Linked DNA regions of Mus musculus: regions 1, 2, 3 and 4 are each linked to region 5. The links are chromatin loops, found by intact Hi-C in ENCODE. Cell type or tissue: gastrocnemius. All regions are shown on one strand. Each heading gives the region's core, and the rest is flanking DNA. Links, peaks and the distances in the headings are about the cores only.

The links. Peaks named below come from ENCODE experiments on the same cell type or tissue, not always from the same donor. Only the 100,000 strongest peaks of a DNase experiment are listed, where the experiment ranks them.
Region 1: a loop joins it to region 5, with 8 times the contacts of the local background. A loop is called at or near these places in 25 of 42 quality-filtered maps.
Region 2: a loop joins it to region 5, with 4 times the contacts of the local background. A loop is called at or near these places in 4 of 42 quality-filtered maps.
Region 3: a loop joins it to region 5, with 7 times the contacts of the local background. A loop is called at or near these places in 18 of 42 quality-filtered maps.
Region 4: it touches region 5 in a loop (7-fold over the local background); 17 of 42 quality-filtered maps call a loop at or near these places.

The regions. Positions count from the first base shown.
Region 1 is chr14:55,268,525-55,274,929 of GRCm38, forward strand. No RefSeq gene overlaps it. Among named protein-coding and RNA genes, the nearest start is that of Dhrs2, 50 kb to the left of the region's middle. In gastrocnemius, for the core only: a CTCF peak has its summit at 2,810 (motif pointing right); DNase peaks (open chromatin) are centred at 2,858 and 3,971.
Region 2 is chr14:55,158,207-55,164,611 of GRCm38, forward strand. The region is part of intron 1 of Gm46455 (a long non-coding RNA gene); the gene reads left to right. Gm23596 (a small nucleolar RNA gene) reads right to left here and starts at 3,402; the gene lies at 3,273-3,402. In gastrocnemius, for the core only: a CTCF peak has its summit at 3,351 (motif pointing left); DNase peaks (open chromatin) are centred at 2,565 and 3,281; H3K4me3 peaks cover 262 bases.
Region 3 is chr14:55,118,513-55,124,917 of GRCm38, forward strand. No RefSeq gene overlaps it. Among named protein-coding and RNA genes, the nearest start is that of Jph4, 4.8 kb to the left of the region's middle. In gastrocnemius, for the core only: CTCF peaks have their summits at 1,405 (motif pointing right) and 3,611 (motif pointing right); DNase peaks (open chromatin) are centred at 532, 1,423, 3,628 and 4,520; H3K4me3 peaks cover 381 bases.
Region 4 is chr14:55,145,278-55,151,682 of GRCm38, forward strand. No RefSeq gene overlaps it. Among named protein-coding and RNA genes, the nearest start is that of Gm46455, 6.3 kb to the right of the region's middle. In gastrocnemius, for the core only: a CTCF peak has its summit at 3,413 (motif pointing right); DNase peaks (open chromatin) are centred at 1,292, 2,013, 3,417 and 4,078; H3K27ac peaks cover 1,176 bases.
Region 5 is chr14:55,435,570-55,441,974 of GRCm38, forward strand. Gm52145 (a long non-coding RNA gene) reads left to right here and starts at 3,598. Exons shown (of 3, transcript XR_003951215.1): 1 at 3,598-3,737. In gastrocnemius, for the core only: a CTCF peak has its summit at 3,069 (motif pointing left); DNase peaks (open chromatin) are centred at 2,834 and 3,067.

The DNA.
Region 1 (6,405 bases), core at 837-5,836, 170 kb before region 5:
CTGCTGCTTGGTGTCTGGCTTAGGATGGTCACATGGTGAGCAGCTGGAAGCAACAAAACATGGACCATCGAGTGAGCCTGTTACAGAGAGAAGGTCTGATGGGGAGAGTTCAAGTGGATCTTGGGCCTCAGCAGAAAGTGCACACAAGGCTGACTTTAATCATGTGCTGATGTGCTTGGTCAGGTGATGATCTCTGAACAAGCCAAGGTCCTCCACTCACTAGTCCCATTATGGCCATCAGTCACTCCCTGTCCCCAGCTTTCCCACGGCATCAGTATAAGGGCTAATGTTTATAGTGTGTGAATTCTCACCTCTGCTCATTAAGGCAGACACTGACACATTGGCTTCCCCAGCATCCTTCCCGTGCTCTCTGATCTGTTTTTCTAGAGCATGCTATACCCTGGGCCAGTCTAGGTAGTGAACAGCACAGATGAGATTGTCCTGGGTATTCCTGGAAGCCAGGAAGACCACCAAGTCCCTTCTGCACAGCTCTGGGGTCAAATGGAGAAGTAGGCCAACCTCCAGCCCCTCTCTGCAGCCCCTCTGGCCTTTGGTGTCTAGGAAGTAGAGGTTCTGGATGACCTGACAGCCCTTCATACCATGGTCTGGGTCCAGATGCTGAACATGATGGGAGGGGCCTTGCCTGCCAGGGTGAGGGGAGAAATAAGGTCCCCAAAGCTACCTTGTTCTCTGCTATCCTCTGGGACACTTGAGGAAGGAGCCTAGGAAATGAAATGTCCCAGGGAGAGGAGGTAGGAGTATGTCCCATGTGCTAGTTTCTCTTGGCACATATTTTATTTAATAGATGATGATGGTCATGGTGGTGATGATGATAATGATGATGGTGATGATGATGGTGGTGGTAATAACGGTGGAGGTGGTGGTGGTGAAGAAGAAAAGAAGAAGAGAAGAAGAAGGAGGAGGAGGAGGAGGAGGAGGAGGAGGAGGAGGAGGAGGAGGAGGAGGAGAAGGAGGGGAGGGGAGGGGAGAAGAGATGGAGGAGGGGAGGGAGATGGGGAGGAGGGAGAGGAGGGGGAGGAGGGGAGGAGGAGGGAGAGGAGGGAGATGGGGAGGAGGGAGAGGAGGGAGAGGGGGAGGAGGGAAGGGGGAGGGAGAGGAGTGATATAGGGGAAGTACTTTGGCAGGCTTGAGTATGTCAGAGGGCAACTGTATCCTTCTACCTATCTATGTGAGTCCTGGGGCTTGAACTCGGGTCATCAGGCTTGCATTATTGGACAGCAAGACTCTTTATCTGCTGAACTATCTCCCCATCTTCTTATCACTTCCTGAGCCACATGTCCACATTTCCTCGAAGGGTGTGATCAACACAAGGACAGAACATTTGGAGGGAATCTGGCCACTAGGGGTGGGGGCCCCCTATCATCTGTGATGTGTCCTATCTTGAGAGTAGTGAAGCAGTGGCAACTGTAAGGGACAGGCTCATGTGATGCTATCTCAAGTGAGGCCACCCTCAGTCCCTGGTGAGGCTGCGCCCCACCTGTGCTCTTCTTGATCCCGTGGACAGCCTAGTTTGCTTGGGTGAGGTTCAGAATCCATGTTACTGTAAGTGGATCTCTCTCCTGGGAGATTGGCCTTCCTGGGTGGTGGACCACTTTTTAGGCTTCACACAGATGGTTGTATGCCCCCAGGTCATGTGCTCTGGAAATCCAGCTGCTAATTAGCCATCATGTGGCTGGCTGTGGAGACTTGGAGCTTCAGCAGAGGAGACAGCATCAGGACCCTCTGAGGTAGCTTCTCCAAAGAACTGACCTCTCCCAGGAGGCCCTAGCACCACCTCATCCTTGTTTTTCCTTCACCTTCTTACTCTCAGCCCCATCTTTTCTCTTAAGAGCTAATTTTCTGGAAGCTTCTGGGGTTGGTTAAGCTCATCACCCACTTATTACACCTGTGTATCTTCACAAAAGGTTCTTTCCAATGCTCATCGTCACTGCTGGTATCTGTGTTCCTTGTGGGTCAGGGGAGGCTCATGGAGCGGATGCTAGGGTACGGTGGAAAGAAATACTGATCAAGTGATAATAAAACCCATCTACACACACACACACACACACACACACACACACACACACACACACACACGCTGGTTGCTGTTTGTTTTTTGTTAACTTGACTCAAACCAGAGTCCTCCAGGAGAGAACCTCAGCTGGGGAATTGCTTGGGTTGAAGTAGTCTGTGGACATGACTGTAGGGGCAGTTTCCTGATTTAATATTTCACGTGGGAGAGCTCAGCTCAACATGGTTTGGGCTTGTGGTCCTGGAACGCAAGCTGAACAAGCCATGGAGAGCAAGCCAGTAAGCAGTGTTCCTTCATGTACTGCTTGGGTTCCTGCCCTGACTTCGTCCATGATGGACTGTGATATAGACACGGAAGCCAAATAAACCTGATCCTACCCACGCTGCTGTCACTCATGGTGTTTATCACAGCATCAGAAAACAAACTAGGATCCTGGGTTGATTGCTTTTATCAACACATGAGCTTCCAGCCATGTAGTCTAGGAATGAGCAAGTGCTGAATCCAGTCTCTGCTTGCAGGCAATGTACCTTGGCATGAGTTCTTCTCAGTGAACAGCTCTTTCTAGCTCCAATCTCCTGGTTTAGGGGTTTTGCTTGCTTTGGGTTTTTTGTTTGTTTGTTTGTTTGGGTTTTTGTTTGTTGTTTGTTTGTTTTTCAGACTGAAGATAATCAAAACTACAAACTGCTTTCATTAGCCTGAAGGATAGAGTGAGTGGCTTTAAGATATCAAGCCCCACAAAGAGCCACCGTAACACAGATGAAAGATTTTTCAAAACCTCACAGCAGGGGGCACTATAGACCACCAGTGTTCCTGGAAGCCAGAGCTACTGTGGAACAAGACTTGGGAACTCTGTAGCAGAAGAGGACATCGAGGCCCAGAGAAATGAAGTGTCTGAGGGCAGCCAGTTCATGCAGGGATCTTCTGTGGGTCTCCTCGGCTCAGTTCTGTTTGGGCTAAGAGCCAGCAAGTAGCCTTTGTCTTGCTGGATTATCTTTCTATTTTCTTTTCTTTTTTTCCCCATATTTTTTATTAGATATTTTCTTCATTTCCATTTCAAATGCTATCCCTATACCCTCCCCCCACCCTGCTCCCTTACCCACTCACTCCTACTTCTTGGCCCTGGCGTTCCCCTGTACTGAGGCATATAAAGTTTGCAAGACCAATGGGCCTCTCTTTCCACTGATGGCAAACTAGGCCATCTTCTGCTACAGACATCTGCAGCTAGAGACACGAGCTCTGGGGGTACTTATTAGTTCATATTGTTGTTCCACCTGTAGGGTTGCAGACCCCTTCAGCTCTTGGGTACTTTCTCTAGCTCCTATATTGGGGGCCTTGTGTTCCATCCTATAGATGACTGTGAGCATCCACTTCTGTATTTGCCAGGCACTGGCAAACCAGCAATGGCCTGTGCTGTAAGATCAAGAGTCAACAAATGGGACCTCATAAAATTGCAAAGCTTCTGTAGGGCAAAAGATGCTGTCAATAAGATAAAAAGGCCACCAACAGATTGGGAAATAATTTTTACCAATTCTAAATCTGATAGGGGACTAATATTCAATATATACAAAGAGTTCAAGAAGCTGAACTCCAGAAATTCAAATAACCCCATTAACCATGGGGTACAGAGCTAAACAAAGAATTCTCAACTGAGGAATACCGAAGGGCTGAGAAGCACCTGAAAAAATGTTCAACATCCTTAATCATCAGGGAAATGCAAATCACAACAACCCTGAGATTCCACCTCACACCAGTCAGAATGGCTAGGATCAAAATTCAGGTGACAACAGATTCTGGCAAGAATGTGGAGAAAGAGGAACACTCCTCCATTGCTGGTGGGATTGCAAACTGGATTATCTTTAAACGCAGTCTTCCTGCTGCTTCTGTTTGGATTGTGCTCCTCTGTGACTCCCAGGGGGTTTGGGGAGAAACATCTGAGTTTGTGGCCAGGAGCCAGCACATTTGTTCTCCATAGCTTGGAGGTCCAGCAAGGGCCCCTCTTCTCCCACAAGTGAATATGCTCTCTCTCTCTCTCTCTCTCCCCCCTCCCTTCCTTCTCCCCTTTCTTCTTTTCATTCTTTAATTCAATCTTTCTCTTTTTTTCTGCATTAGCTATTTTTCTTTGTTCTATGGCCAACGTCACTGGCACCTGAGGGAAGAAGGTTTATTTCGGTTGGTGGTTTCAAAAGGATGTCTGCTCATCATGATAGGGAGGGCACCGTGGCAGGAAGGGCTTGGCTAAGGTTCAGGTGGTGTGTATCGGTAGCTTATTCATAGGTGTAGATCAGTAGAGAGAAAGGGCAGGCCAGGGTCAGGACAGCATAACAGTCAAAGGCTCACCCTCGCCGACTTGCTTCCACAGGTCAGAACGAAAGGCTCCATGGCCACAAGTTGAGGACCATTTGTTCAAATGTCAGCCTCTGGTGTTTGAGATTTAAACTTAACATTCTCCTTAGCTGTCAGAGGCCTAGAATACAAACACAAGTTGGCCTATGAGTCCTTTGGAGAGCTGGCTCCATGGCACATCCAGGTGAGGTACCTGTTGCCAGGGCTCATTAGTATAGAGCTCTGACAGCTATCAGCTGCTCCCAGACCAGTGCTTCTCCCGGCTAAGGCCTGCCTCCCACCCTGAGACTGACAGCCTCTCATTTCCCTGCAGCAGAGGCAGAGCTAATCTCTACTGGAGCAGTGCAGTGAAAGCCCAGCCTTGGGACTGAGCAGGCCATCTGCCTGCAAAGCCGCACGTCTTCCTGGCATCGCCCATGCTCCTTCTACAGTTCTTTCTAGGCCTGAGCCTCTGAGCTGTCCAGGTTGGAGACACTCTAGCAAATTCCTTTACAGGGGTCTGCAGGTATGGAGGGGGAAGTCAGTCTAATACAGGAATCTGGGATCCCTGACTGTACTTGCTGACCAGACATGCTTCTCACTAAGCCTAACTTTGTGTCGGATGGAATTAAAATCTGTAAGGTACGAGGGGCCCCACTCTATCCCTCCATACAGTGCATCCTCCTGGGGGCCTAAAGCATAAGATTTAGGGATGGAAGAGATGTGGGACTCTGTCCAGAGCATCAGAGTTACCGGTCAGGGTGCGTTAGGGCTTGGTGGAGACCTCAGTTCTAGTCTTCCATGCAGAGTTCAAGATGGTAGAGAACTTCAGTCCAGAGCTGTCTAGAAGTCAGCTCCATCATCAGGGAGAACACTGTGGTAGTAACAGGCCGTGGAGGATGTAGCTCTGGGTGGAGCTATAGCATAACCCTTGGGCCCAGATTGTGATTGGCTAGGAGGCTGAATGAAGGCCAGGCCTGTTAAGGTATCAATATCATTGGCCCCAGGGGTTGGGTAGAGAGTCAGTGGTAGAGCAGTTGCCTGGCTCATACAAGGTCCTGGGCTGTGTCCTTCACACTGTGAGGAAAAGAAGACAGAGGCAATTAGTGTAGGGAATGGCAGCTGATGCGTGAGAGCTGCTACTGAGAACTACTGAGCCTGAATCCACGATATTTTTCATTTGACAATAAACCTGTGAGCCTCCCAACTTGGCTTCCTGTGTGCAAATCCGAGCAGCTGCTTTCCCTGCAGACGCCGTGCCTGTTTCAAGGGTCCAATCCCTCTCTTTCCTAGGGTCTCCATCTCCAGGAGCTCCTTTCTTCATATTTGTCAATAACATCTGAGTGTCCTGAGATTCTAGTAAGAGATGCCTTGACTGAACAGCAGCAGCCTGTCCTCAGAAAAGCAGTGACACCAGGCAATTCACTCAGCTTTTTCCCTTCCAGACATTCCACCTAGAAATGAAGCTGATCAGAAGGGAATGCCCTCAGGGAATCCATCCTCAGCCACTATCTGTACCTGCCTGGGCTCAGTGTCCTCGGAAATAGCAAGGACACAGGAATGGGACAGAGAGTACCACAGCCTCCTCCTGGGCTCTCTGGAGATACCACTCAGTGTTTTCCAGACTCTGGCCGCCAGGTCAACATGGTCTGGAGGTTTTAGCTCTCCTGCTGTAAGTCTTGTTACCATGATGACGTGATGGCCTTCCTCTTGGGGCGATGGACCTAACCAGGTTCCTACCATGGATCACTAATGCTGGGGAAATGTAGGACCTTCAAAGGGTCTCAGGCCTCAGGAATCTTCCCACATAAGATGCTTTATATAGCCTAGTCCCAGGACCCCTCTGTCGTTGTCACCAACCACCCTGCTCACACCATCAGCTGTCACCCTTCCTTATGACTCTTTCCTTGGCTGTCCAACCTCTTGGAACCTTTATCTGCTTTTCCCAGTGGCTACTTGGAGAGAGGCTATTTGCTGAGGTTTAACCCAAAGCCATATTCATGCCAGGCAAGTGTTTCTTCACTGAGCCACACCTCCAAGTCCCAATAGAT
Region 2 (6,405 bases), core at 533-5,532, 280 kb before region 5:
GAGCCACCTTTCCAGCCCTAGAAGAAGGTATTTTAAAGTTGGTTAGGAAGAGTTAACCCATGGAGGTAGTTACTGTAAGTCTGTTAGAAGTTTGGGAATATTGTGGGACTTCTTAGAACATTTAATTTAGTTGTAGCTTAATATCACAGTAACATAGTGATACAACTGGTTGGACCCAATTCATATTTTCCCTTATTAGGAAAGTCTTTGTTTAAAACTTTAAATATGGGCAAGAGAGATGGCTCAGCAGTTAAAAGCACTGACTGCTCTTCCAGAGGTCCTGAGTTCAATTCCCAGCAACCAAATGGTGGCTCACAACCATCTGCAATGGAATCTGATGCCCTCTTCTGATGTGTCTGAAGGCAGCTACAGTGTCCTCATACACATTAAATAAATAATATTTTTAAAAAACTTTAAATATTTGAATTTGAAATAGAAGTACCACCCAGATGGAGTTCTTTTGGATTTTTTTTTTTTGACAGGGTCTCACTCTGTAGCTCTGGGTGTCTTAGAATTCACTTTGTAGACCAGGCTGGGCTCAAACTCATGGAGATCTACCTGCCTCTGCCCTGAGAATGCTGAGATCAAAGGCGTGCACCATCATGCCCAGCACTACCATTTGGAAAATTAAAAATAAGGGTTTTTTCCTACTTAAAATTAGAATTTAAATTTTTTTAAAAAAGATTTATTTATTTTATGTATGTGAGTACACTGTAGCTGTCTTCAGACACACCAGAAGAGGACATTGGATCTCATTACAGATGGTTGTGAGCCACCATGTGGTTGCTGGGAATTGAACTCAGGACCTCTGGAAGAGCAGCCAGTGGTCATAACCACTGAACCATGTCTCTAGCCCTAAGTTTTAAAATTTTTTAAATATTAAAATGTAATTACATCATTTCCTCCTCTCCCTTCTTCCTTCCAACCCCTCCTGTGGAGCATCTTGCTCCTTCTCTCTGGAATTTTTAGCCTTAAAAAATAAATATCAATTAAATATCATATATATGCCTACATACATAACGCAACCTTTACAGTCAGCTTACTGTGACACACCACACACACACACACACACACACACATACACACACGCCTGTGTGTGTGCCTGTGTCCCGTCCCTTTTCTCTAGGCTGGAAGGAGTCTTGGATGAGACCTTTTTCCAATTAACTAAACCACCTACTTTTCTTTATCTTCTGGGCGTTTACTGTGAAAAGACTTTATAAACAATTTTGAATTTTTAGCTAATATGTATAAAACATCCATTATAATCACATTTATCTTTCTTTAATAAAAGTGGGTCATGTAATTTTTAAAATTAGTTTAAAAAAGTATTTATTTGTATATGAGTGAACTATCTTCACACACACCCAGAAAAGGAAATCAGATCCCATTACAGATGGTTGTGAGCCACCATGTGTTTGGTGGGAATTGAACTCAGGACTTCTGGAGCAATAGCCAGCTCTCTTAACCCCTGAGCCATCTCTCCAGCCCTTAAATTTAGTTTTTATAGAACATTCTGTACTTATTTTATAAGGAGATAATGAATGTTTTCCTGAAGGGGCAGATCACAGATTTAAAAAAAGTGATGGGAATATTTTAGGCTAAGAATATAAAAAGAAAAAAATCTTTAGTTAACTCAGACAATTATTATACCATTTTTATATCACCAGTATAAAAGACTGAAGATCACAGACACAATGAAATTTCCAGACAATAAGCCAACTTTTAAATAGATTTAAAACGTTTGTCCAATAAGGTTTTATGATAATTTTGTAACTTGAAAGGAATGCCTTAGGTAGGAATACTTTTAAAGACTTTCTATTAGTTCTTTGAGAATTTTCCATCATGCACCTCAGACCCACTCATTTCCCTTATCCTTCCTACCCTCTCCAGCCTTGCAACTTCCCGACCCACAGAAGGAAAAATATTCTCACTGTGGAAGCTGTAGTGTGTAGCAGTGTGTCACACAGTATTCCCTTTTGTCCACATGTCTTTGCTTGTAAACGTTCATTGCAATGAGTCTTTGGTCTGGTGCAAGGCCTCTGGCGTCTGCTACACTCTCAATATGGGAGCTTCACTGGGACTCCTCTCAGATATCCTGTGGTTGCCCTGTGTCATGGAGATCCTGTAGCTTTGGATCTGTAGGACCGACTCCTTCAAGCACTCTAGCAGTTTATCAATGTGGTGGATGATGTTGGGGTGAACCAATTCAAAGTCCTGGATCTGAGCCTGAGAGGCATCTGAGCTGGCTAGGCTGTCAGCTCACCCGCAGCCCAAACCACTAGGGCCTTATCCAGTTATGCAGTCCGCAAGGGGCAGAGCCAGCTCCGCGCTCCCCCCCCCCCCCCCCCAAGGTCCTTGAGGCCTGTTCACCCGCAATCCCCATATGCAAGGCAAGTTCTACTGTACTGTTCAGGCGAGGTTCCCAGCCTGCTCTCCTTAGTGCTGCCATAGGGGCACTGTCTGCTCCTCTGCTCGCATGCCCCCAGAGCCAGCTCTCCCACAATGCCCAGGCAAGGGTAGGGCCACTTTTGCACAGCCCTCTGACATAAACATGTCCTTGAGTGGCAGCCCAGAACAGAGATGTCTGCCTGGACTTTGGTAGTAACAAATCCCTGCTGCTGCAGGGCCATGGACCCAGAAGTGGTCTCCAGTGTCAGTTCAGGCCAGGGACCCTACCATGATCCCAGGTGGCACCACTGGGTACTCGCATCAGGCTGTTCCTTGTTACCCTTGAGTCTCCAGTTCTATCTCTCTTCATTGTGCCCACATCCTTCTGTTTCTCGTTCTCTTGCATTTCTCCACCACTTGTTTGCTCCTCTAAGTGGCTCCTGAGGTCTCTGAGTGTTTGGGGTCATTTCAGGAGTGTGCTCCGGAGCGCTATGTCCCACCTGTGCAATTCAAAGCCAATTATATTATTCGGTAGGGGTCATCTCTGGCATGGTCCGCCTGCCCCAGGCTTGCGCCGTACAAGACTGGTGGTCATCTCAGGCTAGCTCCCTTTTTGGGTCCCATGGGGTTGGACCGGTGTTGTCTCAGGCTCGCTCCTGTCCCCATTTGGCCCCATTTGGGAGTTGTCTGTCTTTGACTCATTCCTGCCTGGAGCTTGCAGTTCCAAGCAGGGTTTTTCTAGTCTCTGGCTCATTGCCCCAGGTGGGGTTTATCTGTTCTCCCTCCAGCTTGCTCCCCATCCTGGGAGCCCATCTGGACCTGTGCCCAGCCTGGTTGCGCCCAGCCTGGTGAGAGGAGTCGTCACAGGCTCCTCCTTTTCGGGGAGTTTTGACTACGAATCATTCAGCTGTTCATAGGTCAGAACAGCGAGCATAGACCTAGCCTCGCTCCTTTCTGCCACCTACTGGCACAACGAGACACAGCAGCCACACCTGCAGCGTCTCTAGGGGCAGCAAGAGTTTTTTGTTTGTGTGTGTGGTTTTTTTTGTTTTGTTTTGTTTTTTTGTTTTGTTTTGTTTTTGTTTTTTGTTTTTTGTTTTTTGAGATAGGGTTTCTCTGTGTAGCCTTGGCTGTCCTGGAACTTAACTCTGTAGATCAGGCTGTCCTGAGTTCTGGGATTAAAGATGTGTGCCACCACTGTCTGGCTTATATATATATATGTATATAATAGAAAAATTTCCTATGTCTAATACAAACAACATACAAACTCAGCATTAGGATAAATCTTTTTTTTTTTTTTTTACTTTTAAAGGTTCACCTATATCTATTTATTTTTAAGGAAGATCTCTTATTTTTGTTTTATGTGCATGATTTTATCGGCATGTATGTGTGTGTGCCGGATGCATGCTTGGTGCCCAAGGAACCAGAAGAGGGCGTCAGGTCTCCTGGAACTGGAGCTACAGATGGCTATTGTTAGGAGGGGTTTCCTGAGTCCAGCCATCTAGGGGATAAGTTCCACTAAGATCAAAACTGAGTTCATGTTCCCAGGACCCAGAATCAACTCCTATGCCGCGTCTTCATTTGTTTTATGTCTGTCTGTTAACCGGTAAAGGATGTACAGAGGGAAGATGCTTTATCCGGTTGCCTAAACTAAGGCACATGAGTCATGAATGTGCTGCCTCCTCTAGACTTAACTGACTACCTGCAGCTTGCCCACTCCTTTGTTCCTTTATCATTCTAGATTCCAGGTCAAAGTCCATGAGGGGACCCAACTCACTGCAAAAGCTGACTCAAGGGCCCTGAAACCAGGTGACCCAGATAAGGCCCAGTCACCAACGTTAATTGGTCAATGCAACAACCCAGCCCTGTCCCCCTTGCTTTATGTTCCCATATTATAAAAATCTTGTCTAATATTCGGGGACAAGGTTCAGATGCTGAACTGGCTGCCTCCCTGAGTGCTCAGAAAACAAAGCTTTCATCTTTAAGCTTTGGTATCTGAAGTGAGTGAGTTTTCTTGGCTTCCACCCGGATCTGAACAGTTCCAAGTCATCTTGTGGGCACTGGAAACTGAATGTGAGTCCTCTACACAAAAGGAACTCAGGCCACTAGGCGTGGTGGTAAGAGCCACTTGGCTTTTCCCACCAAGCCATCTTTCTGGTTGATTATTTATTTATCCAGACAGGGCATTTCAATGTAGCTCTGGTTGTCTTGGAGCTCACTATGTAGACCAGGCCTTGAACTGAGAGATCCTCCTGCCGCTCTCTCATGAGTGCTGGGATTAAAGGCATGCACCACCACTGCCTGGCCTTTTTGTTGTTGTTGTTGTTGTTGTTTTTTTTAATTTTCCATATTCTTTCAGTTCAATTTGCAGTGTTCAAGTATAATTAATTTATAGTGTGGCAGAGATGGTTCCTCTCCACTTTATCAGCTAAACCCTCTCAGGTCACATGCTTAGGGGGTAGGTACAGTTCCCAACATCACTCCAAGAGTAAAATCTTAACTGCAGTGGCAACTGAATTGCTGCTTAGGCTTGTCATGAAATAGTGTAGTAGCTGGTTAGGCGGTTGTTCCTTTAGCTCCAATAACTACCAGGAGCAAAGGAACAAGGGTTGTATGGTGTGTACTAAGACACTTGCTATGAGAGAGTTTCTGGGTTCAAACTCCATCTCAGAGAACCTGACTTAAGTGTGAACTCAGGTAAACTAACAGGCCAGTATCTAGCGTCAGTTTCCAAGTTACCTCCCAGCAAAACCCAAGCTTAGCTCTAGTTTCTAGGCTAACTCCAACAAGACCTAAATCTCTTGGTTCATCTCCCCCAACAAATCCAGCATTTCCAGGTTAATCCAACAAGCCTGCCCCCTGCCTAACACCCACCAATGCAGAGGGAAGCCGAAGTTAAGTCTATGCTTTGACTCCCAGCACCAGCCAATTATGCTAATGGCTCAGGAGCTCTCCAATCAGAGGCTTGTTGGGCTAGAAACACTCATTCCCTGCTTGCTGCTTTCTATAAAACCTTGCCCTGACAGATGCTCGGGGCTCCTCTCCACTAAAATCGTCCTGGGTGTTGGTGGCTTGATTGCATCAGATCAGCTCCTGTCTGGTCTTTTGAGGTTCACTTCCTTGGCACTATAGTTACTAAGGCTGGAATGGATAGGCTAATGATAGGTACTAATCAGCTGAGAAAAATAATCAAACTGAGGAAAGCAGGTGGAAGAAGAAAGTGGCGATATTGTTAGAATCCAAAGTTCAAGGGTTACTATTAAAGCGTTTGGAAGCCACGTTGAGTCAAAAGAAGAGGGGCTGGTAAAGAAGAGGTCAGAGAAGCAGAAAATGTGTTATGAATTGTGCATAGCATGACCAGCAGAGCACACACTTAGAGTAGGTTCAGAAGAAAACTGCATAACCATGAAGCCTACCAAAGCAGTATCCGAACCAAACATCATTCTAGTCTCTCTTAAGAGATTCATGCAAGAGTGAAGATTTTTAAAAAAAGTAAAATAAAAGTACACTAGATAAGAACTCTGATGACAGGACAGTCCGAGTTGCTTCCTTGATGGAACGGATTGCTTTGATACCTGTCAAAACTGTGTACTACACGTATCAAACTGTGCGAGTGGAAGAGGGAGAGTTTGTAATCCAGGCCAAACCTATGAAACCTGATTTATGGGTATCCAGTTTCCTGGTAGGGTTTAAACAAACGGCCTTTTGATCAAGTTTCTGTCCCTGGACTGGGTTCAGCAGTTTCTCTCTCAGTCTCTGCTTTGTTCACTAGACCAGTAAGTGACGCTCACCTCCTGGTTTCCCTGGGGAGTCAGGGGCAACCTTACATGCACCTGCCTGTACTGATCCAGCATCTCCCTGCTCATGGTGTCTCCAGTCATCATAGCTGGTCCCTCCCCAGCTAGCTTTTCATGGGGTCTGTAAGAATTAAAGTGGGCAGAGAGGATGGAGAAGAAGATTGAAAGCTCAGATTGACCTCAGTGGCAAGAGCAGAGTTCCAGGGTCTGGAGAGGGAGA
Region 3 (6,405 bases), core at 496-5,495, 320 kb before region 5:
CCCAGTTCAATCTCCAGTACCAAAACCAACCATCACCAACAAAAATCCCAGAGTCCATTTGGGGTCCACTTAATACAGGATAGTTGGTTCATATATTCATTCATTCATTTCTCATTAGACATCTACATCTTTACTGGTGAAGTCCTGAGAAAGTCTTGTAATATATGGGACACACAGCCCTGGCTGTGCTCCTCCCCCATTTCTCTGAGGGAGCTAGCCTTTTGGCCTGTCCCTAATGGTTGCTACAGTCATCTCTTTCAGAATAGGGACACTTGTTATTTTTATTGTTTTCTTTCTTTCTCTCTCTCTTTCTTTCTTTCTTTCTTTCTTTCTTTCTTTCTTTCTTTCCTTCTTTCTTTCTTTTTTTCTCTTTTTCTTTTTGAGACTGAACTGGTTTGTTTTGTCACAATTTACAAATGTAAAAGTGTCATGGAGAGAGGAACTGGTGTTAGCTGGAGCTAGGTTCTGTGCTTGGCACTCTGTCTGCATTAGCTCATCGGTCCCCACACCAACTGTAACTGAGCAGTCTAGGCCGGGAGCCAACACTGGCCTTCCTAAACTGACAAAGCAGAGCACATTACCTGATGTGTCTGAGCTGTAGCTGGCCTGTCTCTACAATGGGGATATTACAGCGCAGCAAGGGCTGAAGTGACTATATGAACAGTACAAACGATAATATACAGAGAAAAAACCATTTAGTATGGTGCTCTCCCAGTGCATTGTAAATGCCCAACAAATGGTGGCTTCAAAACTAACTTGGTATTATTTCAGTTTTATAATCTGGATCTAGAAGTTACTTAACATGCTAATGTGTAACAGCCCTTAGAACTCCACGTATGTCAGATTCCCAACTTAGTAAGTGTGTTTCTCATTGCTAAGATAAAGTACCCAACACAAGGAACTTAGTGGAAGAAGGGTCTCCCCTGCCTCACAGTCTGAGGGTCAAATCCATCATGGTGGGAAAGGCATGGAGGCTGATAACCACTCTCTGGGATTAGCTGGGGAGCAGAGGAAACAGAAGTTCTCAGGTTGCCTCCTCCTTTAGAGTCATGCTAAGAGGCAAGCCTGTGGCTGTGGTGCCACCCACACTCAAAGCGGGCTTTCCCTCTTCAGTCTCTGGAAAAAGCCTTATAGACCCATCCAGAGGTGTGTTTCCATGGAGATTCTAAATCCTGTCAAGTTGACAAAATTATCCATGCTCTAACAAATGCATTGGGGGAAAGTAAGACAGCTGTTGTAGACTTGTGAAAGTCAGACACAATATCAAGAAGAAAATAAGAATTCCTGTAGTCTCCTGTGTAATAAACACCTTAATTTATTTTCTTTTGCAAATCTATTTATTTTTACGTTTTGTGTATGAGTGCTGAATTGAGTCTATGCACCAGGTGCTTGTAGAGCCCAAGAAGGCCAGAAGAGGGCACTGTGTGCTTTGGAACTGGAGTCACGGCTGGGTGCTGGGAATTGAACCCAGATCTTGTGAAAGAGCAGCCAATGCCCTTAACTGCTGAGCTGTCTATACAGCCCCCTTTAATTTCATATAATATCTTCTCTATAGCTTTTATTTAACAGGTTGTTAAGTTATACTTAACCTGTACTTAAGCGTGTACTGTATTTGTTCTCTTGGCTTTATATAATAAACATTTTTGTCCTATCATTAAAATATTATTGAATCCTGAATGACTGTGCAATCTTTAATTGTCTGAGTGCATTAAGCTTTGTGAGCTATCCAAGCACAGCATTTTTTTAAAAATCCTATTTGTTTGCTTGTTTCTTTCTCTTTTTTTTTGTGGTCTTTCAAGTAAGGGTCTCACTATGTAGTCCCTGGCTGGCCTGGAGCTCACTATGTAGCCCCAGCTACCCTGGAGCTGACTATATAGACCAGGCTGGCCTCAAACTCCTAGATAACTGCCTGCGTCTGCCTTCTGAGTGCTGGGATCAAAGTTCTGCGCCACCATATCAGACTCCATATTACTTTTTTTTTTTTTTAAGATTTATTTATTTAATGTTATAAGACACACCAGAAGAGGGCATCGGAGCCCATTACAGATAGTTGTGAGCCACCATGTGGTTGCTGGGAATTGAACTCAGGACCTCTGGAAGAACAGTCAGTGTTCTTAACCACTGAGCCATCTCTTCAGCCATCCATATTACTTTTTAATAGCAGAAATATGCACATATAAGCTGGGTGGTGTGGCACACATCTTTAGTCCCATTGTTCTAGAGGCAGAGGCAGGTGGAGCTCTGTGAGTTCAAGGGCAGCCTGGTCTACATGGTAAATTCCAGGACAGCCAGGACTACACAGAGAAACAAACTACCAACAGCAGCCCCCCTCCCCAAACCCACCACCACCAAAACAAAAACCCAAAGCTAATGTTTGTGGAGAAATCTTTCCATTTCTGTCTGACATTTAAAAAAATTTCCATGAAAATTAAAAAAAAAACCCCAATGCGTGTATTTTCGTGTGCTTGTGAGTGCACATGTCTCAGGCTCATGCGAGGTTGGAGGACGTCTTTGTGGAGTTGGTTTTGTCTTTCCACAGGAGATTTGGGGCTCATATGTAAATCATTAGGCTTGCAAGGTGAATACCTTGATCTGCCCAGTCTTCTCACAGTCCCTGTCATGAAAAATTTCAAACACATGCCAGGGACAAAAATGAATGGAAGAACTTCCGTGTACCCCCTTACCCAAGCGGATCAACAATTACTCTAGCAAGCAATTACTCTTGCCTAATTTCGTTTTCTCTTTTCTGATGTCAAGTTTTGGGATACTTACACTGGTCTGTTGTTTTGTTACTCTGAGGCAAGTTTTTCCACCTTTGTAGCTCCTGTTGGCCTTGACGGTGTTCCTCCTGCCTCAGTTTCCGAACCATGAGGTACATGCATATAAAACCATCAGGCCGCATTCTGAAATAGGATTTTCCCCCTCAGCTCCAGCCTGAAGATAAGTCCTTAACTGTATAATTACTGGATTCTGGGTTAGAAATACCTTTTTAAGATTTTTGGCTTTATTTTGCCAGGAATGCTTCTAGAAAGGTAGTGTGAATTTGTACCCTCAGCAACTATGCAAGAGAATGCTGGTCTGTTCTGATTGCACCCTGGATTTTATTGGCTGTTCTGCATAACACCTATGTGCCTATGTATATTAATTTACATGCTTGGAACTCCCCCCTCCTCCTCCCCCTGCCACCCTTTTTTTTTTTTTTTTTTTTAAAGATTTATTTATTTATTCTATGTAAGTACACTGTAGCTGTCTTCAGACACTCCAGAAGAGGGAGTCAGATCTCGTTAGGGATGGTTGTGAGCCACCATGTGGTTGCTGGGATTTGAACTCCTGGCCTTCGGAAGAGCAGTCGGGTGCTCTTACCCACTGAGCCATCTCACCAGCCCACCCCTGCCACCCTTTTTTGATTGCTAGGCTTCTACTGAGAAAATATCTGATGGCTACAGCAGAACAGACTCTCCTGAAGAGGCCACAGGAAACCTGTCATTCTTAGGAATCCCAGCTGGGCTTAGGGCCGTTTTTCTAGAATCAGGTAGCTATGGCTCCTAGCTCAGGGAGGAACTTGGCAGTCCCATGCCTCATCTAAAGGGCAGCCACCAGGGGTCAGGATGGGGCTAGAGATCCTGACTCTGGGAGAGAGCAGGAATGGCTGGCAGCCAGACACTGCATTTCCTCCGTCTGACCGCTGCTGGCTGGTGGCACAGCTAAACCTCTACTTGCCAGATCACGATTCCAGAATGCTCTGCAAAAGGTATCCTTCCCTGTTTGGCTGCACCAGTGTTTATCAGCTTGATGAGCAGGGAGCTAGATAGCCCGGACTCTGAGAAACCCACATGCATGCTCTGGCATGCATCCTTCTGAGTGCTTCCTTTTCTAACCCCCATGCTTCACATCTGTATTAAAAACACCTTTAATAAAACCAGGCTCTGTTTAATTGGCTGGCAGAAGCCACACTGCCAAGAGAACGGAATTTGCTTTGTCTCTGTACATGTTTCTGTAGGACCGAGCTCACCGTACAGCAGGAATTTTAACTTGACAGCCTTGAGCTGAGGGAGCTAAGGATGGTTCCGACGAACTGTGAACCCTTTCAATTTCTGTGAATAGTGAACGCATAGAGCCTTCCTCTCTGGGGAAAAAACAATAGCTTTTATGAGATTCATGCCTCAGGCAGCCCAGGATTTTATCATATCTTTCCTCCGTCCTAAGCCTCTTCATTTCCTGTGGCGATTGTAAAGAGCATAGGGGGTTGGAACATGGTGTTCTTGGGGGCCAGGCTAAGGGACTGGACTTTTCTAACCACCCAGAGGAACTAGGAAAGAGCCTGGGTTTTCCCTGGGATTCGATGGAGAAAGGAAGGGATATTCAGTGGGGGCTAGGATGGATTTGGATACTTACCTATATAGGTACTGGGGCAAATTAAGTGGCTGGTGTGTAGTGGAGGATTAGGAGGGAAAAGGCTGATCTCAGGCTAAATGGTCTTGGAGCCTGTGCCTTTGAGTCCTGAGTGTTGGGCCAAATGCCAGAGGTAGCAGCCAGCAAGACCACTTACTACCAGGATAAAGCTTTAAATCTTGCTCCATCTAAATCTTTCACCCTGGGCAAGTATGGCTGGGAGGTAGCCTTAGTTGGTGTAATACAAGTTTGCTCTGTAGAAGAAAGAGGATCTGGGACCTAGAGTGCCTGAAGGCTCAACATATCAGAAAATGAAGAGAAAAATTCCAAACACTCCAAATCCCAATAGGAGGGTTTAATCTTATTTCATACTAGTCGTTTGTATTTGTACATGTAGGTAAGAGGAAGATTCAGTGAGTTTTGATCATTACTCAAGTTCACTTAGCAGCTGGAAGGAGAGGAGGAGGTAGCCAGAGAGGACTGGTGTTAAAAACACAATTATACAGAACCAGAGAGATGACTGAACCAGGAAAGGGACTTACTGTGTAAGCCTTCCATGTCAGCTTGAGTTCCCAGAACCAATATAAAGATTGAAGGATAGAATTGCTGTTACAAACGTGTTCTGTGATCTCCACACATACGCCACCACATACACACCCACCCCCTATCATGTACACATAATAATAATAAAATACAAGTTAAAAATCTAGAAACTTCAATTATGCAGGGATAAATGTAGAAATGGCTTCAGACTTCAGATTCTGGTTTCTAGCATTTCCTATGGCCCTGCGGTTCACCTATCTGCTTTCCCAGGGGGGAATTTTCACCTTTTGCAGCAGCAACTGCTGCTCCTCGCAGAATTTCCTTGTTAAATGAAAAACAAGCAGGTGTTAAGACTGATTACCATCTTGTTGACTTGCAGATGAAAATAGAAAATTGGGAGGGGGGGTGACATCTTCGAAGAAAAATGAGAACAACTGTTTGAAGTGGTATGCCAAGAATAAATGAATACAGGCATGGTGATACGTGCCTGTGACCTCAGCACTTAGGAGGTGGAGGCAGGAGGATCAGGAGGTCAAGGCCAGCCTCTACTACACAAGAGTTGAAGGCCAGGGAGCTACAGGAGACCCTGTATCAAACCAACGAACCAACCAACCAACCAACCAACCAACCAACCCACCCACCCACCCACCCACTCACCCTAAAGCAGGAGAATATGTTTCTAGGTTAGGAAACCTTTCCTTCTGTCCTAGGGGACAGTAGAGACCTATTCTCCCTTTGCCTTGTGTGAGTCCTTTGTCCAGAGACAGCAATCACAGACTCTATTCCCACTGTTTACACACCAAGTCCTGTGCAAGGCTGCCCTTGGCCTGGATTTGTTTTTGGACAAGAGTAAGAATATTCACATAAGGAGGTCAGCTCCATTCTCCCACTTTTAAGAGGAAATCTTTGCATAAGCACATAAACCTTCCACCCAATTTCTCATCATCCATTGCTTGCCATGGGTGTTGGTGCCAGATGCAAGTGGGAAGTGAGAAGGCTGAGGTCAGTTTTAGTCTTCACTGAGGACCAGGAAGCCAGAATCCTCTACTGTTCCATTTCCCGGGAGATCCAAGAAGGCTTCACACATAGCCTGCAGCTCCATGGGGGAAAGGGGGTCTCCAAAAGGGCATAGATGCCTACTGCCAGGAGAAGGTATACCTGGTGTCTTCACGTCAGTACTGTGGGTGCCAAAGCTTCATGATCTCTGACAAGTTCCTATGGGTCTGCTGCTGCTAGACCAGTGACTGAGGGCTGAGTCATGTCCACAGGAGAGTTTCTTTGTCACTAAAGCCTGTAGTTAAACCACCATAAACACAGCCTTATTGTGGGCTTGCCTATGGAGATTCCCCAACACCTTGCCTTTGGTAGCAGCCATCTCATCTATTGGTTGTAATGGCACCCTGAGCTTTCTTGTCACCAACACAGATGTGGCTTATTCGTAACCACCCAATCTTGGTACTTTGCTTCAGC
Region 4 (6,405 bases), core at 552-5,551, 290 kb before region 5:
TCATAATACATGTATAGACGGCCCTAAGTAGACTCAGTGAGAAAAAAAAGAGCATGTAAAGTTGGAAGGAAAAGTGGTAGAGGAGAGGAAATGAGGGTAGATTTGATTAAAACACATTATATGCATTTATGAAATTCTCAGACAATAAAATAAAACTGAAAACAATTGCACAAGAGAAAGTGTGTTTATTTTCCCCTCAGTACTAGGGTTGAACACAGACAGATTCCTGCACACTTAGGCAAGTGCTGAGCTATCCCCACTCTCCTCCTTTAAATTTCACTGGGACACTAAGTCTCTGGTTTTCCCAGGCTGGCCTTGAACTCACCATGTAGACCAGGCAGACATTGAACTTAGAATTACCCTAACTCAGCCTCCCAAGTAGCTAGGATTGCAGGCACATGTTATGCCTGATTTAAAGTGCTAACTTCGCTGAGACCCCAGACCAACCAAGCCCGGTTTTTCTGTAAGCTTGTTTGTCCGTCTTTTCCTTATTCCCTCACTTACTGGTCAGGTCCATGGCCCTAGAGGGGCTATGCGTGGACTTGGCACAGCAACATGCTAGGCATGAAGGCCATGCTCATAATCCAAGCACTCAGGAGGAAGAGACAGGAAGATTGTCAGTTCAAGGCCAGCTTGGGCTACATAGTAAAACCCTGCCTCAAAAGTTCTTTACTCTTTTCTGAACAGAGTACACAGTTTATAAGCTGGACTTTTTTTTTTCTTCAGATCAGTTAATAAGTGTCACCACTGTTTACTAGAAAACTATCATCAGGAGTGTGTGTAAAATATGGCGGTTGCTATATGAGGCTGGCAAGATGGCTTAGTGGAAATCGATATCTACTAAATGATGGAGAGGGAGGATCAGTCTTACTCTGTAGCCTGAGTTTACCTCCAAAGGTGTTTGGGTCTATTTCTGAAATTTTGCTTTTATGACTTCAGTTGTTCACGCATCAATGCAACAATGTTTTAATTATGGCTGCTTTATTCAAAGCCCTTTATATTCTAGGGTTTTTCTGTTATCTCTTGAATGGCTTTATTATTCTCGAGGCTCCTGGTTTAGTTGCCCATTGCTCCACAACAAAAGAGCCTGCAACCCTCAAGCTAGAGAACACATTGGCTCTGACCTGCTGGTTCCAGCTCAGTGCTCTCATGAGGTTGTGGTCAAGCTACCATCTGGGCTGCAGTTGTCTTCACTAGACCAGGGCTCAAAGATTAGCTGCCAAGCTGGCTCACTGAGTAGATGGCTGCAAAACTCAGGTCTTTGCTTCCTGGACCTTGTCATGGGTGACTCTCAATGTGTTAGATAGGACTGAGCCAATACGGAGACAGGAGGGCAGGGAGGGCCCAAGATGGCACTCAGCTTTTTGTCCTAATCACTCAGAGGCAAGACTGGTTTTTTGCCAGTTGGTCTGAAGTCAGTGGAGAACACACAGGGTGAGGATGCTGGGCAGCTGCGGTCATGGGGCCATCTAAGAAGCTGGTGTTCCGGGTCTAGCTTGTTTCCCTTTTCACTTGATTTACAGTCCTGGGGTCTCATATCGTCTTGAAAGCCATCAATGCCCCAATTGCTGTCCTCATCACTGAGTGGTCCTCCTGAGCACACACCTCAAGGCACAGTGCTTTCTCCGTTGACCTCACCATGTGGCTTTTCTCGTTGCTCTCAGACGGACCGGGCCCCACGCTCATACCATTCTGCACGTCATTTATCAGAATCGTCCAATCAATGGCAAACCTAATTGTACTAATTTTGAAACTCAGTGGGGAAATGCTCACCCAGGCTCTGCCTTCCTCATTTTGGTGTTTTCAGTACTCAGCATAGTTCCGGGCTTGACGTATGTTTTCCCTAGGACAGCCTGAGCGATTCATGGGTACCAGGAACTCCAGCTATTGATTTGGTTAGTTCCAGAGGTCTGACCTGGGAAAGAGGAGCCAATTCAGTGGCTTTGCAGCTGCGGCCTGTGGCCTCTTTCTGGTGCTGGCAGAAATGACTCTGCAGCCTTGTGGCCAGCTCTGCCTCTCCAGCCAGCTGAGCCCAGAGCTGTCTTCCCGCCCATCTTGGCTTGCCCTGTTTGGGGCCTGGAGCCTGCCTGAGTTCTGAGTCTGTTTCTGATATGACAGTTTATCAGGGGGGAGAGTCCTTGGGAGGGAGGTGTGGGGGCTCCATCTACTTGTTGACAGGTCTGCCCTTCCCCCAGCTTCTGCCCTCCCCAACTTGGGTGAGGCCCTTCCCCACATTCCTGAATTATGGGACTGTAAATTCCACCCGTATTGGAGTTTATTCAGATAGAATCGGCAGTCCCAGGAAATCAGCTCTGTGACAGCTCGTGAGGTCAACCCAACACATTCACAGCCCAAGGTTGGAATGATGTGGTCTGGGACAAGGCCTCATGGCTATACCAGGGCAAACGACTCTTGGAGCGGAGTCTTCATGCCTTTTCACTTCATGTCCCATCGCTTTCTCTCTGGACTTGTCTGCAGCTGTCTGTTGCTGTTGGTCGGTCACGGAAACCCTCAGGATCACCCAAGTCACCTCGGCTTTTGGAGGAGCAGAGGAGCTGAGAGGGGATGACAGGAGCCCAGCAGCATCCTTAAGCTCTCCGCTGACTGTCAGCATTTTAAGCATTGTGTGCTTCTCATTTTCTCCTTGAGTTTTTTTTTTCTCCCTCCTGCCTGCCTTCCTCATTTCCGCCCCACTTTTCTCTCTTTACTTCCTTGCCTCTTCAGGACTAAACATTGAGCCCAGGACCTCACATATGCTAGGCAAGTGTTCTACTTCTAGTTTATAATCCCAGCCTCTTTTTTAATGTTTATTTTGTGACATTGTCTCCATAAGTTGCTCAGGCTGGCCTTGAGTTCACGATCCTCTCACCTCAGCCTCCTGAGTAGCTAAGGTTACGGGCCTGCACTACGAGGATCGACTTTCTCCCCTAATCTTTCTTTTCTTTTTCTTTGCCCTCTCTTTTTGCTTTGGACCTAGCATTGAAGGTCGTTGGCCTCTGATTTGGGGCTGGTTTGAAAGTATGTCCATTTGGCTTCTGCACTCTCAAATCTATGCATCTGAATTAATCAACTTGGACAGGCTTAGAGACCACTGCAAAGGGGATGGATCTGCTGTCAGCTCGGCTCCTTCAGACTGCCTTGGAATAAAGTGTGACTCTGGGGGCCAGTGAGTGAGGGCTCTCTTGCTCCCTCTCTCTCTGGGTGAAAGGCACACGGCATGTAAGGAGAACCAAGCATAGACAAGGCTCACCTCCTCTCTGCAGTCTGTTTGCTTGCACCAGGCTAGAGCTGTTTTTCTAGTCAGTGGGCTAGCTTCTCTGTAATACCATCAGGCAAGCTCAGACCAGCAGGCCAAAGGAAATTTCCTGAAACAGGGCGGCTTCTCAGACATGTTATAACGCAGGCATTCCAGCAGGGGGTGCTCTAACACACAAAGTGTGAATCCTTTTTCTCTTGGGTCTAGTGGAGGAGCCTTGATTCTCTGTTCACTTACCCTCACTGTGTGGGGTTAATCTGTGTTGTGGCTTGGGGAGAAGAATCCCCCAGAGGGGTATTAGAATATTTAGAGCCCCGTATTTAGAAAAGGTAGATCAACCAACATCTGAAACCCCCTTAGCCCCTGGAAATATAAGACTTTCAATGTATTTCGTAGAGAAGAGGAAGGGACAGTTCAGAGGGGAAAGGAGGAAAACTGAGGGGTGGGAGGAGAACAGGGTAGGTCCAGTTTTGGAAATAAAATATCAAAAGAAGCATAATTTGGAAGCCAAGGCTGAGCCTGCCAACGTGAAGAGTTTGGTTGCCTTCATGAGGACGCTAGCTACAGACCAGAATTTAATATAAAATTTCTCTCCATTGCTGGAGCAGCACCCATCTACTTATAATTTATAGATATCAACTCTGAACTCAAGGGAATTGGGTTATGCAAGGGTTGCTAAGGAACAAGAGCAGACGTAGTAGGTAAGGCAGGGGTTGCTTAGTAACCAGGAGTCCCTGGGTGATGGAGTGGCCAGAGTAGGTTTGGAGCTGACAGGAATCATTCACATTGCGGTCTCCTGCAAGCTCCTTCAGTCTCTCGGCCTGGCATTGCTGGAGTTCACCTCTCTTCTGGTTGCCAGTCCCCAGGGGCCCTGGATTAATCCTGTCCCCTACCACTCTCTCCCTGTCTCAGTGGGAAGCTAGTCCTAGATGGAGTACAAGCACATGGGACCCTCATATTGAGAGACACAGGAGCTGCTGGGCTGATGTGGAGCTGGCACAGTTGGATTTGGGTGAAAGAAGACCTTGTAGACAAGCTGCCCATAGTCTTCCAACTCGTTGTGCCTGAGACTCCAAGGCCAGACCCTCCCCCTGCCTCGGTATCTGCACATATCTGTGGGGGCATATCTCTTCCCTCACGAGAGGCCTCCTGGGGCCCTGGGTCTCTATGTGGAGTTACCTGGCTTGGCTGCACGTGATGGACCTGCTTCAGAGAGCTTCACAGCCTGCTTTTTAAGTCACAGGCCCCGTCTCTGCCCTCCAGACACACAGGTGTTCGCACTGTTCCCGACTCCTCTGGATGCTCACACTACATACTCCTTTTCACCATTTCTCTCTGAAGACGAGGGTGTCTGTCCTGGCTAGGGAAGCCATGTCTTCCGAGGGAAAGCTTGGGTTTCCTAAGTCCTACTTCTCGGCAGCTTCCTATGCCTGAATCATTCACATCCTGCGTGAGCCTCTGGACACCGCGGAAGCCGGCAAGCAGGGAGGAAGCTTCCGATTCAGTCCCAGCTCCGTTTCTTTCTATCTTGCAGCAAAGGTGTGGAAGTGTCTTCAGCAGTAGGGGTGTTTTAAATTAACGACGGGGTTTTCCTAGGAGGCACGCTTAGACCAGCTGGCATGGAACTTACTCAGTAGACCAGCCCAGCCTCAAACTCACAGAAATCTGCCCACTTCTGCCTCTCAAGCACTGGGTTTAAAGGCCTGTGTCACCACGCTCAGGCAACAATAAGGTCCTACCATCTAGTTCCTAATGACAACCGAGAGTATTGGCAATAGTCTATAGTGTTTTCGGGGCCTCTGGGGCCTCTCTGACTAACAACTCATAAGGAGATATCCCTGGCACTGAGACATAATCCTAATTAAAAAAAAAAAAAAAAGAAAAAAGAAAAAACTAAAAAAGCCTAAACAAAACGAGGCTATAGACCTCTGGGGATTGTCTGAGTTAGGGTTTTATTGCTCTGAAGAGACACCATGACCAAGGCAAGGTTTATAAAGGACAACATTTAATTGGGGCTGGCTTACAATTTCAGAGGTACAGTCCACTATCATCATGGCAGGAAGCATGGCAGCCTGCAGGCAGACATGGTTCAGGAGAAGGAGATAAAAGTTCTATATTTTGATCTGAAGGCAGCCAGAAGGATACTCTTTTCCATACTGGGCAGATCTTGAGCATAGGACCTCAAAGCCCACCCCTACAGCCATGAACTTCCTCCTCTAAGGCCACACCCACTCCAACAAGGCCATGCCTCCCAATAGTGCCACTTTTTATGAGCCAAGTATATTCAAACTGCCTCTGGGTCCTCATGAGTACTTTTATTTAAACTGACACACAACACCAAACTGCAGTCTAAAGATTCATGTTTATACATACAGACAGTGCCAGTTTCATTCGAGAGAGACTTTTTTCTTTCTTTCTTTTTTCTGTGGAGGGTAGTGAATGCAGAGATCCATTGCAGTTCCACGATGACTGAGTGCTTCCCCCCAAGTGGGTACCGCCCTGTCTAAGGCTCAGGGAATATTGTGGAAGAGAGAATATAAGGAATTTAAGAGCCAGGGAGATAAGTAGGAGAGATATAAAATGGTATCTTTAGAACATGACACAGCCATTGTAAACAGGATCTCACAGCAGCTGTGGTGGCCTGCCCGGTGTCTGCATAGGCTGAGGCTTGTTGACAGCCAGTCATGGGTCACCTGGGGGCTGCTAGGACACCATCCCTGATGATTCTAGCAGAGGGAAAGTCATTGCCCTCAGAGAACCAAACCGTAGACCCAGCAGGCCACAGTGGACAATTCCAAGCCTGTGGACACACAGAGGGTCCTGGTTAAAACCAGCGGGTGACAAAGCAAACAAGGAGTCATGAATGTGGGACAGGGGAGTGTGGTGGGAAGGAGAAAGTGGGAAAAATATAAGGTGGGTGAGAGTAAGGAGAATGCACTGCACACCGGTAAGAAAATGTCAAAGGACAAATTCAGTTCATCAATAAACATGAAAACGATTGCAAACTATCGAAGCGAATTATATATAAAAAGAAGTCCTTCTGGGTGTGGCTGGACATGACTTTAATTCAAGTCAGGTAGATTTCTGTGAGCTCTACATCATGAGTTCCAGGCCAGCCAAAACCACATAGTAAGACCTTATTTAAAAAA
Region 5 (6,405 bases), core at 863-5,862:
GATAGGAACAGGAGCAGAAGCTAGAGAGGCAGCAGAGGACAGGGACCACAAACACAGCAATTGTGGGGATGTCCTTGGTTCATTGACAGAAATGCCAGGTTTCTCTCTTCTACCTAAATTAGCACTGAAGAGTGCTGGAGCTATTCCTGAGGAAAGGAATGAAGGATGGTAGCTGAAACTCCAGTTCAGACATAAATAATATCTTCTTGTCTAGAGAAATGGCTCGGCAGTTGCTGCTCTCCCAGAGAACTCAAGTTCAGTTCCCAGCACCCACATCTTGCGACTCACAACGACTCCAGCTCCAGGGGACCTGATACTCTCTCCTGGCTTCCATACATAGGCGCATACAAGAGACACAGAAATAAAAATAAAACAAACTTTCTTCTCTTCTAGAGGACAGCATCAGAACTGTGTCTCTAGATTTTCGTAGTGAAAATGGATAATACCCAGCAACCCACTCCAGCCCGTCTCCTGAATGATTTTAGGCTTACCTTCTCAGAGGGGTTGATCATACAGCAACAGTTTAGGCCCATTGAAGAAAAACCCGTGTCTTCTGGGCAAAAGGATAAAGTCTCTAGCCTTCATAGAGGCCTAATATTCCAAGCTACCCAAAACCTAGACCAGTTAATCCAGATGGGCAGGTCAGTAGCCTGGCGAAGAGACAGCCCTCAAACCACGCAAGGGAGACAGGTGGAGTAGTCATCCCTTCAATAGAGAATGGATTTCTTTTTCCTTCCCAGAATTCTTGCCCCCTCGTGCAGTTCCCGTGATGCTGGCCAGAACCTAAATGTGCTTTTTCTGACACTCCCTTACTCTTTCTCTAAAGCTACACACCCGACCATGTGGCTGCCACGTGGCTGTCCTTTGTGCTGTCTTAGCTCAAACATCATATGGCTTTTGGGCCTCCTCTCCACTCTCCTCCCAACAGCTTCTGACATTTATAGTTGCCCTCCTCGGGAATTCTTTAAACACTAATAAAACTGTCCCCTTTAAATAAATTTGGGTTTCACTTGACTTTCAAACCTTGCTTGCCTTTATTCTTTGATTGTTGGAGAAAGTGAGCCCGTCCTTACACCACTAGGTTTTATGAACAAGAATTCTTGGGATGCTGTGCCTGTGCCTGCAGCGGCTGATTGGCTGGCTCGGTGGTATGGGAATGTCAGTGGTTTAGGAAGTTGAAATGCTTCAGATCTACAGTTCAATTACAGTTTATCTTGAGCCATGTTTAGCCTCCTAACAAGACATCTCTTACCCACCTATGTGTCAGACCTAACATCTTGATTAACAACCTTAAGAAAAGAAAAGATATATTTTTCTACCAATAAAAAGTCTAAGAATGCTATCAGAGAACACGTGAGGCCTATAACTGAGATGCTCCACCTGGCTGTGATGCCTCTCTGAGCTTTCTGCCAATGTGTTTCCAAGAATACCTTGATTTGTAACATTTCTTTGTTCTGTTACTATGAAAGCTTCTAGAATCTGCTTTCACATCGGAAGATGGAATTTGGGGTAACCTAAATGTGTCCTCATACCATGCTCATTCATATTTGGCTCCAGAATGAATCTTATTTCCTGTTAAGGTGAGGTCTGTGGTTTTGCACTGACAGTGGTATCAGCAGACATCCATATACACTCAAGTGTACCCCCCTTTCTTCATAAGCGTACTTAGAAGCCGAATTTCCGAGACAAAGGACCTGAGTCATCCTGGCCTCTAACTCTCAAGGGCAGCCAGGGCAGCAAATGCCAGCAACCACCATACAAGCCAGGCTATTAAAATAGCCATCATATAATAGTGTGGGTGCTCTGTCAGTGTAGACACGTGCCTGGGGTTGTGTGTGCTGCCGCTGCTCCTGAGAAGTCTTGAGTTGCAGAGAGATCGGATGTCTGAGACGTCTATGACTTCACAGGTTAGCAGATCTACGCTAGTAACTTCTTATGGTGTTGGGAATTGAACCCCCAGCCTCAGACATGCAAGACAGTAGTTGCTCTGCCGCTGAGGTAGACCCACAGCTTTCTTTAATCATTTCCTTATGGTTTGCTCACACGGCTGTTGGCAAGAAGCTTCAATTCCTCAACACCAGACATGTCCATCTACAGATGTGTCTACCTGAATGTCTTCACAGCATGGCCGTTATCCCAGAGGTGATGGCTTGAGAAGAGGCCTCAGTCGCATTAACCCTCACACTCTGACCTTAGACAGCACAAATCGTCAAGCTTTACCTTTCGAAGAAAACAGCATCAAATATTCATAAACACATTTTTAAGCCACTACATACAGAGAGAAGGATATTTTCCTCAATACAACTGGCCAACTGAAAGCAAAAGCAAAAAGAGGCTTTAGTTTTCCTAATTCTTTTGTAATAAGGATCTATTCTTATATTTGAATTAAGACAGAAATGTTAGAATATATTTTTTAACTGGGAATATAACTTTTGAATTTGTGGCAACCAAAGAAAACTTGTGGAGTGTGAGATGTCGTCTAGGGCATCTGCATTTGTTGCTTACTGTCCCCCTCTGCCTCGGTGTCTCCTGGCTAACTTCACCTTCCAGACACAAAGAGCGAGAAGCAAGATGACCATTCCTCCAGCCTCTCACTCAGATGGCCCATCGTTTTCCTAGCACAGAAACAAGGAGTCAGATGACTGCATGCAATTTGAGAAGTGAAAGGTTTGGGGAGAGGGGGTTTCGGGGGGGGTCGTTAGAACTGTTACTTTATTCCTACATCTTCATTCAGCCACAATTTTATTTAATGCAGAAATGATCTTCCTCTCATTAGTGGCTTGGCTGCAGGCCCTGGCTGGGACACAAACATCCCAGGAATGTTCAAGAAGACCATTCCATCTGGGCCTCTGAGTCCATTCCCCATCTTTATCTTTGTAGTCTCAGCAACTAAGGCCCACCTGAGAATCTCGACAGAAACAGGGAACATGAACACATGGGTCAAGATCTGGCAATATCCGGGCAGAGAAACCACAAGCAGCCAGGCAGATCTGTCCTCCAGGGGACTTGGGGCTCTCCTGAGAGTCAAAAAAAGTTTCTGCCCTACCTAGTCCTTTGCTGACCCCTTCAGGCAAGGGAAGGAACTTCAAGCCACGCCCATGCCTGACCCTGCCTCTACACCTTTTCCCCAGGCTTCAGGGTCTCCAGACTCCACAAAGTGTGGGAGTCCAGCCTGTCAGAGAAGCAAGTAAGAACAAATGCGAGCTCCCCTGCTTTCAGCAAGTGTTTTGTGTATGCAGATAGCCCCTCACTTTGCAGCCTGAGAACTAACAACGCCGGGGGCATCAAAGACATTGCTAAAGACACATATGCACACAGGTACACAGGCCATATTTAAGTCTGTGTTTCTCATTTGTTTATGATTCTCCCCTTTGGAGGAGCTCATATAACGGATAATACCCAGTCTTGAGATAATTTTGGATTAGTCGGCATGGCTTCCACATATTGAGCCCCTGCTGGTGTGGAACAAGGCAGCCACCACAGAGGCTTAGACAACAATAGCCTTACCTGACTCCATCCGCTACCTCCCCCATCCTAAAGCCTCTCTCTGACCCCATCTGCCGGCATAAAGCAGCTTCTAGTCTCCTGCTTTTCTGAGGAAGAACAGCGAGACCAGAGCCTGAGATCCACAGAGCTTAGAAGGTCCATCCTCCCTTGGGAATCAGAACACTATAGCAAAGCTCCCTACAGGTGGCTGTACATGTTGGCTGGGATCTGAATCCTACAGAGTAATCCAGGTGAGGATTTTCCCGAGACTTCACTATTCAGACCAGAGCCATCATTAAAGATAAATTAACAAACCACAGATTGAAACCTCTATGATAAGGATTGGCTCTACACAACATGGCCGTCTCTCTCACAGTCGCCTGAGCTTTTTCCTCGAGACAAAGGCTGGCTTGTGTGAGAGAACGCTAGATGCATGTAAGCTGATACCCTGAGGATGCTTTAAAATTCTGCACAAGAAAGCACACAGCTAATGATTTCTGCACAGCGAGCTTTTTCCGAGAGTGTCCAACCTGGAAAGTGCTCCTTCTCTTCAGGAGCCAAGGCTGCCTATAAATCCCTCCGTGCAAACAGAAAGGGATAGGCTATTTCCAGACAGCAGGTAATGGGCATTTTTTGCAGAATGAACAATATGCCAGCTATGGGCAAGCTACATATTGGTCCCAAAGGTAACTATATTAGTCCTTCAAGCCTGTAACTATTGTCTTCTGTGATTAAAAAAAAAATACTTTACATGTATGATTAGGTTAAAGATCTTTAGATGGGGATATTGTTCTTATTTATCTGACTGGGTTCATTTGGGTTGGGTTGGGTTGGGTTGGGTTTTGGTTTATTGGATTTTTTGAGAAGGGTTTATTTGTACAGCTCTGACTGTCCTGGGACTCACTCTGTAGACCAGGCTGGCCTTGAACTCACAGAGATCCACCTGCTTCTGTCTCCTGAATGCTGAGATTAAAGGTGTGCACCACCACTGCCAGGCATAACCAGGTTCTAATGTACTCACAGTGTACTTAAAAGTGAGGGAGGAAAAGAGAAGGTGACTTTACCATGGGAGAGAAAGTATGATGCTCCTCAAAGATGAGGCAGTGTCTCCAGCACACAAGACAGAAGACGAAAAGAAAACGGACTCTCCCCTAATAACTCTCAGAAACACCAGCCCTGTCAACACATTGACTTTATCCTGAGATTAAGCTCAGATCTCTGACCTCTGGAAGTATAAGAACTAATATATTGTATTAAGCCAGTAAATACATGGTGAGTTATCACAACTGCAATGGGAAACTAATACGCTGTGTTTAGCCCCATCACAGCGTGTTGCTTTTACCAGCTTCCTTGGGGTAGAACCGAGACATGAAATTACATATGTTGAAGGTGCACAGCTTGATATATTGGCATATGCATTCATTTCTTCCACACTTCCAAAGCTCGTCCACACTCCCTGTAACCGCTGAGGCTCTGGCCTTCCCACAACCACTGGCTTATGTCCTGTCTCTACAGTAGTGGTAACATGGATCATGAACTGTAACACTTTTATCTGACTTCTTTTACTTAGCCTAGTTGTTTTGAGACTTGTCTGGGTTGCTGTGTTTATCAATAAGTCTCCTTTTCTGATGTGCACTGTATTTGGTTTATGTAGTCAACTGCTGGTTGTTTCCATCTGGGGCACTTGATTGTTTCCTTGAGATGGAGCCTGGAGGGTTGTTCAAGTTGTCCAGGAACTCGGGTACCTCCTCACTCTGCCTCCTGCTTGTGGGATCCTGAGCACATATTACCATATCCAAAGGGGTTTGTTTGGTTTTTTGTTTTTTTTTTTGAGCCATTTTAAATGAAGAATTTGCTATGCAAATTCATGTAAAAGTCTATCTGGGCTTCTTGTTTTCTTTCTTTAAAAAAAAACAAAAACAAAAAAACAAAAAAAACAAAAAAAAAACATATGGGTGCCAGCATTCTTTAGCAATCTGTTTCTTTTTTTTTTAAGATTTATTTATTATTTATTATATGTAAGTACACTGTAGCTGTCTTCAGACACTCCAGAAGAGGGCATCATATCTCGTTACAGATGGTTGTGAGCCACCATGTGGTTGCTGGGATTTGAACTCTGGACCTTTGGAAGAGTAGTTGGGTGCTCTTACCCACCGAGCCATTTCACCAGCCCTGCTTCTTGCTTTCTTAAGTAAATATTTATGAGTGCTCTGATTGAACCATGTAACAGATGTGTGTGTGTGTGTGTGTGTGTGTGTGTGTGTGTGTGTGTGTGTTTCTCTTCAAGACACCGCCAAACTGTTTTCCAGAGTGGTTGTTCTGGAAAACACTTTTATGTTCTCAGTAACAGCAATATTTCTCACATATTTTAAAAACTCATTATTTTACTACTTGAAGAATATCTTCACCCCTAAATAAGGTAAATAAACTTAATATTACTGTAGTGAAGGATATGGCTATAAATGTCACGTGAAGAGATGAAGATTAGAGAGAGAATAAGAATAGAAAGAAAAATAGACAGATGAGGGAGACAGAGGGGAGGAGCAAAGAGGATAAGAAAAAAAGGTCAGGGAGAAAACCAAGGAGTCAGCCGGACCCCGTGGGGATGTCATAATTAGCCAAGGGACTGTCTTCCAAAGGTGTACATGAACTTAGGAAAGCAACCATGCCTACTGCCTTCATTACCATCTCTTGGCCTGAACCCTCCTAGGAAAAGGACACCCTGGTGCCCAGTGCAAGTAACTATAAGGACAACCCACCCAGTGAAGTGGGGTGCAGCCACCTATGTAGAAACATCCAGAACTGGAAGGCATGGAGCTTCAATAATTAGCACCTCCATCTCTCTCACACTTCACCCCCACATCCTGTTGGTGACATATGTCAGCTAAACCCAACCAGACACTAGAAAGCTCGAGTCTA